2 separate regions of the Homo sapiens genome follow, and region 2 is linked to region 1. Evidence: read pairs that join two places in POLR2A ChIA-PET (ENCODE). Cell type or tissue: HepG2. All regions are shown on one strand. Each heading gives the region's core, and the rest is flanking DNA. Links, peaks and the distances in the headings are about the cores only. Region 1 has its middle 10 kb from the start of NDUFC2-KCTD14. Region 2 overlaps KCTD21-AS1 (KCTD21 antisense RNA 1).

Evidence for each region. ChIA-PET counts read pairs that join two places held together with the same protein. Peaks named below come from ENCODE experiments on the same cell type or tissue, not always from the same donor. Only the 100,000 strongest peaks of a DNase experiment are listed, where the experiment ranks them.
Region 2: POLR2A ChIA-PET joins it to region 1 with 5 read pairs; 3 of 35 experiments call an interaction of 5 or more read pairs at or near these places.

The regions. Positions count from the first base shown.
Region 1 is chr11:78,088,165-78,092,559 of GRCh38, reverse strand. No RefSeq gene overlaps it. Among named protein-coding and RNA genes, the nearest start is that of NDUFC2-KCTD14, 10 kb to the right of the region's middle. In HepG2, for the core only: no CTCF peak of the experiment used is centred there; a DNase peak (open chromatin) is centred at 1,799.
Region 2 is chr11:78,154,587-78,158,981 of GRCh38, reverse strand. All of the region lies in intron 2 of KCTD21-AS1 (KCTD21 antisense RNA 1), which reads right to left. Among named protein-coding and RNA genes, the nearest start is that of KCTD21-AS1, 17 kb to the right of the region's middle. In HepG2, for the core only: no CTCF peak of the experiment used is centred there; a DNase peak (open chromatin) is centred at 2,331.

The DNA.
Region 1 (4,395 bases), core at 96-4,095:
AGGTTGCCAAGGATATGGGGAAACCCAACAGAATCAAGTGGAAAACTATTGGAACTAATAGGAAAGTGTAGCAAAATTGCTGACTACAAGAGCAGCATTCTAATTAACCAATTAGAAAAGTAATAGAATATAAAGATATTTGCAACAGTAACAAAAACTATAAATATCTAGAGACATACTAGTGAAAATGTTCAAGAATTTTGTAGAGAAAATGCTAATGGTTTATTGAGGGATATAAAAGGAAATTTGAATAAATGCATAAATATATACCATGTTCATAGATCAGAAGACTCAGCATTTTAAATATATCAGTTCTTTCCATAGGAGTCTATAAATTTAATGAAATTCTAATCAATACCCTAATGAGATTTTTCAAATAACTTGACAAGGTGATTTTAAAATCATAAGGAAGTCTAAAGGTGTACGAATAGTAATAATAATAATTGCTAACATGTATTAGCTTTGAAAAAAAGTAGATGATACACCCTATCAGATATTAAAGAACAATTCAACACTATGGTTATTAGATTGTATGATATGGGTATAGTAATTGGTAAAGAGAACTGTGGAACAAAGTAGATTTCAGAAATAGACCATGGCATTTGTGAGAACGTGATGTGTATTAAAGGAGGCATTAAATACTAGTAGGGAAAAGATGGACTTTAATAATAAATGATGTTCGGCCAGTTTTCACGTGTAATATTCCTCACACTCAACACAAAAACAAAAATTCGAATGGATTAAACATGCAAAGCTAAAACTTGGGAAGAAAATATCTGAGCATATCTTTATGGTCTTAGAAAAAACAAGGCTTCTTAATAATATTAAAAACATAGACAACAAAGAAAAAGATTGATACATTTTACTAAACCAATAGTTTACACTTTATGACAACCACCCCAGACTCCATAAATAACATTCAAAGGCAAGCAGAATAGTTGGAAAAGATATCTGCCATATATTTAACAAAAGATTAGCATCAGAGTGTATATATAAGGCTAGCACAGTGGCTCACACCTGTAATCCCAATGCTTTGGGAGGCCGAGGTGGAAGGATTGCTTGAGCCCAGGAGCTCAAGACCATTCTGGACAACATAGTGAGGCTCCATCTCTACAAAAAATTTAAAAAATTAGCCAGCTGAAGGCCGGGTGTGGTAGCTCACACCTGTAATCCCAGCACTTTGGGAGGCTGAGGCAGGAGAATGGTGTGAGCTTGGGAGGCAGAGCTTGCAGTGAGCCGAGATCGCGCCACTGCACTCCTTCCTGGGCGATAAAGCAAGACTCTGTCTCAAAAAAAAAAAAAAAAAAATTAGGCAGCTGGGGTGGTGTAGGCCTGTAGCCCCAGCTACTTAGGAGGCTGAGGTGGGAGGATCTCTTGAGCCCAGGAGGTTGAGGCTGCAGTGAGCCATGATCATGCCACTGGACTCCAGCCTGCACCAAAGAGTAAGACTGACTCAAAAAAAAAAAAGGGCGGGGCGGGGCTGGGTGTGGTGGCTCACACCTGTAATCCTAGCAATTTGGGAGGCTGAGGCGGGTGGATCACTGTAGGAGTTCTGTCAGGGTGGTGGGAAAAGTTGTAAGAAAAAGTTATAGGGAAAGACGCAAACCTTCTTGGAAGGCCGGGAGGTTTTCCAAAAGCTTCGGAAGGGAATTATGGCTGAAGGCAGTCAAATTTTCTTATCCGGAGCCTGAGAGCAAAGGGCAGATAACAAGGGAATGTAAAGAAACTTATCTAGATAAATTTGTTTACTTCTGTCTCCAGAAACCAACCTTTGATCATTCGAGCACAGGACTGCTCTCTACCTGGGGGGTCAACAATGTTTATTACCCACAAACTGTGTTTGCTTCAACCCTTTGTCATTAAATATGTACTACATAAATGCGAGCAGGGCCAGCTTATTGGGACTGCACTCTCTCGGTGGCTGCTGCACTCTCTCGTCAGTGGTGCTGAGCCCTAGCTGCGCTGTCAGGCAAAACACCTGTGTCAGTGTACTTCTTTCATCCATTGCTCAGCCAGAGTCTGCGGGACAGACTCAGCAGATCACCAGGTCAGGAGATCGAGACCATCCTCACTAACACGGTGAAACCCCACCTCTATTAAAAATACAAAAAAATTAGCCGGGTGTGGTGGCATGCACCTGTAGTCCCAGCTACTTGGGAGGCTGAGGCAGGAGAATCGCTTGAACCCGGGAGGTGGAGGTTGCAGTGAGCCGAGATCGTGCCACTGCACTCCAGCCTGGGCAACAGAGCAAGACTCCATCTCAAAAAAAAAAAAAAAAAAAAAAAAAAAGATGATATGGTACTGGCATACACACATAGATAGACCCAATGGTACAGAATAGAGAGCCTAGAAATAAACCATTGTGTATATGGCCAAGTGATCTTCATCAAGAGTGCCAAGACTATACACGGGGGAAAGGATAGTCTGTGTTGGGAAAACTGAATATCCACATGCAAAAGATGAAGTTGGAACCTTACCTTATACCACGTACAAAAATTAAAATGGTCAGGCATGGTGGCTCACACCTGTAATCCCAGCACTTTGGGAGGCCAAGGTGGGTGCATCACCTGAGGTCAGGAGTTCGTGATCAGCCTGGCCAACATGGTGAAACCCTGTCTCTATTAAAAATTCAAAAATTAACCAGGCATGGTGGTAGGCACCTGTAATCTCAGCTACTTGGGAGGCTGAGGCAGGAGAATTGCTTGAACCCGGGAAGTGGAGGTTGCAGTGAACCGAGACTGCGCCACTGCACTCCAGCTTGGGTGACAGAGTAAGACTCTGTCTCAGAAAAAAAAAAAAAAAAAAAAAAAAACCAACTCAAAATGGATTAAAGGCCTAACTATAAGATCTAAAACTCCTAGAAGAAAATACAACTTCAGGCCAGGCGTGGCGGCTCATGCCTGTAATCCCAGCACTTTGGGGGGCCGAGGCAGGTGGATCACTTGAGGCCAGGAGTTTGAGACCAGCCTGGCCAACATGGCGAAACCCTGTCTCTACTAAAAATACAAAAAAATTAACTGGTGTGATGTCTCACGCCTATAATCGCAACTACTTGGGAACCTGAGGTGGGAGAATCACTTGAACCCAGGAGGCGGATGTTGTAGTCAGCCAAGATTGTGCCATTGCACTCCAGCCTGGGCGACACTGAGACCCTGTCTCAAAAAAAAAAAAAAAAAAAAAAAAAAGGAAAAGAAAAGAAAACAGCTTCAGAACACTGGATTTTGCAATGATTTCTTGGATATGACACCAAAAATATAGGTAACAAAAGCAACACTAGACAAATGGGACTACATCAAACTTTTTTTTTTTTTTGGAGATGGAGTCTTGCTCTGTCACCCAGGTTGGAGTGCAGTGGCATGATCTCGGCTCACTGCAACCTCCACCTCCTGGGTTCAAGTGATTCTCCAGCCTCAGCCTCCTGAATAGCTGGGAATACAGGCGCCCGCCACCACGCCCGGCTAATTTTTTGTATTTTAGTAGAGACGGTGTTTCACCATGTTGCCCAGGCTGGTCCCGACCTCCTGAGCTCAGGCAATCCGCCTGCCTCAGCCTCCCAAAGTGCTAGGAGTGTGAGCCACTGCGCCCGGCCGGGAATACATCAAACTTTAAAACTCCTGTACATCAAAGGAAGCAGAGTGAAAACGCAGCTTACAGAATGGAAGAAAATATTTGCACATCATAGATCTGGGCCAAGCGTGGTGGCTCACACCTGTAATCCCAGCACTTTGGGAGGCCGAGGCAGGTGGATCACTTGAGTTCAGGAGTTCGAGACCAGCCTGACCAACATGGAGAAACCCCATCTCTACTAAAATACAAAAGTAGCCAGGCGTGGTGGCGCATGCCTGTAATCCCAGCTACTCGGGAGGCTGAGGCAGGAGAATCACTTGAACCCAGGAGGTAGAGATTGTGGTGAGCCAAGATCGCACCATTGCACTCCAGCATAGGCAACAAGAGTGACACTCCGTCTCAAAAAAACAAAACAAACAGCCGGGTGCAGTGGCTCACGCCTGTAATCCTAGCACTTTGGGAGGCCAAGGTGGGCAGATCATGAGGTCAGGAGATCGAGACCATCCTGGCCAACACGGTGAAACCCCGTCTCTACTAAAAATACAAAAAATTAGCTGGGTGTGGTGGCGGGCACCTGTAGTCCCAGCTACTCGGAAGGCTGAGGCGGGAGATTGGCATGAACCCGAGGCGGAGCTTGCAGTGAGCCGATATTGTGCCACTGGACTCCAGCCTGGGTGACAGAGTGAGACTCGGTCTCAAAAAAAAAAAAAAAAAACCCCACAAAGCAAAACAAAACAGGGCCAGTTGCAGTAGCTCACGCCTGTAATCCCAGCACTTTGGGAAGCCGAGGTGGGCAGATCACTTGAGGTCAGGAGTTTGAGAACAGCC
Region 2 (4,395 bases), core at 114-4,113, 66 kb before region 1:
GGACTGGGAGCAACTTGTAAGGGGAACAAAGTGGAGACAGGGACAACCTCCTTCCCCTGGTTGGAGAAGCAGGTGGGGCCAGGGATGCAGTATCTGGGCTGGGCTTCAAAGGGCAAGTAGAGTTTGCTAGAGCCAGAAGTTGGGGAAGGGCATTGCAGCAGAGCAGAGGCTCAGCGACTTGAAAGAGCAAAGCCACTCTGCAGCAGAGGCAACAGAGAGGAGTGGCTGGGAATGGTTCAGGGTCCAGGCAGACCACCTGGCTTCAAGTCCTTGCTCTATCAGGAATTTGTTTCACCTTTCTGGGTCTAATTTTCTCACCAGACCAATGGAGATAATAATAATACTTAACTGATAGGGTTCTGTAAGGATTCGGTGAATTAATGCATGTAAAGTGCTAGAACAATGACTGGTACACACTCAGTGAATGATGATCAATATTACCATTATTCTTTTGTTTTGTTTTGTTTTGTTTTTGTTTTGTGAGAGAGAGTCTCACTCTGTTGCCCAGGCTGGAGTGCAGTGGTACGATCTTGGCTCACTGCAACCTCCGCCTCCCGGGTTCAAGCTCTTCTCCTGCCCCAGCCTCCCAAGTAGCTGGGACTACAGGCGTGCACCACCATGCGTGGCTACTTTTTGTATTTTTAGTAGAGACGGGGTTTCACCATGTTGGCCAGGCTTGTCTTGGACTCCTGGCCTCAAGTGATCCACCCACCTCAGCCTCCCAAAGTGCTGAGATTACAGGCATGAGCCACCACCCCCAGCCCAATGTTACCATTATTCTATGTAGTCTATGCTAGAGACTAGCTGGAGTCTAGGCTAAGAGAATGGCTAAAAAAATATACTGAACCCAGATTATGAAGAGTTTTGTATGTTATATTGATTCATTCCAATTACTGTCTATCTGGTCCTGGGGATAATGGTGCTAAATTGGAGCCATATCCTGCCTCTAAGTAACGACCCCAGAGTAGGGATGCCAGGCGTTGCTGAGGGAGGGAAGCAGCTAAGGTGGAACAGAGTAGAGGAAATCCGTGCAGGCATGTGCCCTTCATCATCACGCAGAATTTTAACAGTAAAGGGGCCTGCCCTGATGGAGCCTGCATTCAAATGTGGATGGAGGCTGGGCACAGTGGCTCATGCCTGTAATCTCAGAACTTTGGGAGGCTGAGACAGGAGGATATGGGGATGAATTTGGAACACAGATGCAAATGTCATTGTAGATACCATTTAAGCAAGGACTATTTGACATGTTCTGCAGTGGAATTATCCCCTACATATACCCACCCTCCTCTGCAGTGGTCTACTGCTGAGACCCCAGCATGCCTCCTGGTCAGGCCAGGAGAGACACGAGAAGAGAACCTTTGCACAGGAACTTCATCCCTTTAATCATTCTAATTACCAAATCTTCCAAATTCTTCAAGGTCTAGTGCAAATGGCCTCTCCTTAGTCCCCACTCCTGATATCCTATTGTTTATTCATAACAATATAGGCCAGGCATGGTGGCTCACACCTGTAATCTTAGCACTTTGAGAGGCCAAGGTCAGTGGATCACTTGAGCTCAGGAGTTTGAGACCAGCCTGGCCAGCATGGCGAAACCACATCTCTACTAAAAATACAAAAAATTTGCTGGGCGTGCTAGTGTATGCCTGTAGTCCCAGCTACTTGGGAGGCTGAGACCGAAGAATCACTTGAACCCAGGAGGATTCAAGCCTAGATAGTGCCACTGCACTCCAACCTGGGTGACAGAGGGAGACTCTGTCTCAAAAAAAAAATGAATATTAATAATAATTTATTACGACCTTACAAAAAGCCAGTTGCCATGCTAAATTATTTACAAACATAATTATTCAGTTGAATCTTCATAATGACCTTCTGAGATAGGTGTTATTGTCTTCATTCTATAGATGAGAAAACTGAGGCTGAGAGATGTGAAGCAATGTGTCCAAGGTCAGAAAGCTGGTGACTGAGTCAGGATTTGAGCCCAAGTGTAGCCACTAACCACTGCCCTGCACTATCCCACCGAAGTGAGCACTTGCTCCTTGGAACTCCCTTGATTCTTTGCCTGGACTCTCTCAGGGCAGGATAATTTCCCAGATCTACTCTGGCTCCGAGAGCCTAGGGTTCTGGGATTGTCAGAGGGCGTGGTGATGGGACCAAGGGCCTTCTTGATGGCCCTCTAAGAAGCAGCACCAGGGCTTCTGGTGCTGGGTTTTTTTCTAAAAGCACATCCTCCCCCACTCAGCCCTTTGTGCAGGATGCATCGTTAGAATTCCTGGACTCAGCTTCTGAATATTGATTGTTTGCAGGAGCAAGTCAGCAATTTGTGGTTTCCCGGCAATGGCTCTGTGTTCTATTATAGAACTTGGCTTGTTTGCATTTCCATCATCAGGCTAGGCACAGGCCCGGGTCTGGCCTACCCTTTGGCCTGGTGACCTGAAGCTATCCTGATTGAGTCCTGTGGTCAGGTCATCTGCCCAGCTCCTCAGAGATGGGACCACAGGACAGGGCACAAGGCCTAGGTCTGCTATCAGAAAGATCAAACTCAAACAAAATATAGCTCTTGCCAAGGAACAAATCATGCCTCTTTTTTTCAAATGCCCATTTTGGTATTTTAAAGGAAAACAAGTAGGTTTAAATCCAAGGTGGCAGTGTTGATAAGGGCATGGGGAAACAGCACTCTCGTATACTATTGGTTGGGTATAAACTAATGCAATCTCTTTGAAAGATAAAGTGGCACTATACATTGACATTTTAAATGTGCAAACCCTTTAATGCAGTATTTCCAGTTCTCGAAATTTATCTTACATCTCTTCTTACACATTATGCAAACATGTATGTATGTACAAAGATGTTTACCCTTGTATTATTTATAATAGCAAAAAAGTTGGTAACCTAAATTACCATCAGTTGAGAACTTATTAAATAAGTAAATTAGTATTTAACAACACAATGGAATACTTTGCAGCCAATTTTTTTTAAGACACAGAGTCTCGCTCTGTCGCCCAGGCTGGAGTGCAGTGGTGTGATCTCAGCTCACTACAACCTCCGCCTCCTGGGTTCAAGCAATTCTCCTGCCTCAGCCTCCCGAGTAGGTGGGACTACAGGCACACGCTGCCACACCCGGCTAATTTTTTTTTTTTTTTGTATTGATGGGGTTTCACTGTGTTGCCCAGACTGGTCTCAAACTCCTGAGCTCAGGCAATCCGCCTGCCTTGGCCTCCCAAAGTGCCAGGATTACAGACGTGAGCCACCACGCCCAGCCCTTTGCAGCCATTTTTTAAAAGAAGTAGATTTGTACATGCTGAAATGGAACATTCTCCAAGACATACCATTAAATTTAAAAAGCAAGGTGCAAGGGGACAAAAGGCTGAGTGTGATTAGGCATTGAGCGTGCATGCATATAGAACAAAATTCTGGAAAAATAGTCAGAAACTATCAGCAACGATTACTTCTGAGGGAAAGGCCTAGAGTGAGACAACCTCTTCATTGATTGCCAGTTTGAACTGTTTCCCCGCCACCCATGTGCTTATATTACAAAATATCCATGTTGGAAAAATATATTCTTATTCAAACCAAACCCTGCTCGTCAAAGCATTGCAACGGCCTCCCCACTGATTCTTGTAGACTGAGCGCTAAGACCTGTTAAGCCCTGTTGCTCTGCTTCATGCAAAGTTCTGCTACCTAATGTGCATTTTCATATAGGAGGTAAGGAGGTAAGGATCAGTATCTCAATTTTATAGCTGATGAAACGAACTTGAAAAAATTAAGTGAAGGTTAGTTTAGTTTAGTTTTTTGATTGTCTGTTTTTGAGACAGGGTCTCACTCTGTTACTCAGGCTGGAGTGCAGTGACGCGATCTTGGCTCACTGCAACCTCGACTGCCAGGGCTCAAGCTTCCTGGGTAGCTGGGATTACAGGCTCCCGCCACCTCACCTGGCTAGTTTTTTAAATTTTTTGTAGTGACAGGGTTTTGCCATGTTGCTCAGGCTGGTCTCCAACTCCTGGACTCAAGCAATCCCCCTGTCTTGGCCTCCCAAAATGCTGGGATTACAGGCGTGAGCCACCAAGTCTGACCATGAAGTTTAGTTTTATGTGTCAATATGGCTAGGATATAGTACCTACTTTATTAATCAAACACGAATCTAGGTGTTGCTGTGATGGTATTTTGTAGATGTGGTTAACATGTACAGTCAGTTGACTTTTGAATAAAAGAGACTGTCTTCAATAATCTGGGTGTGCCTCATCCAATCAGTGTAAAGGCCTAAAGACCAAACTGAAGTCTTCCTTGGGGAAGAAACTTACTGTGGATTGCTGCTTCCACTCCTGCCTGAGTTTCCAGCCTGCTGGTTTGCCCTGCAGATTTTTAACTTGCCAAGCCAGCCCTGACGAGCAAAACAGC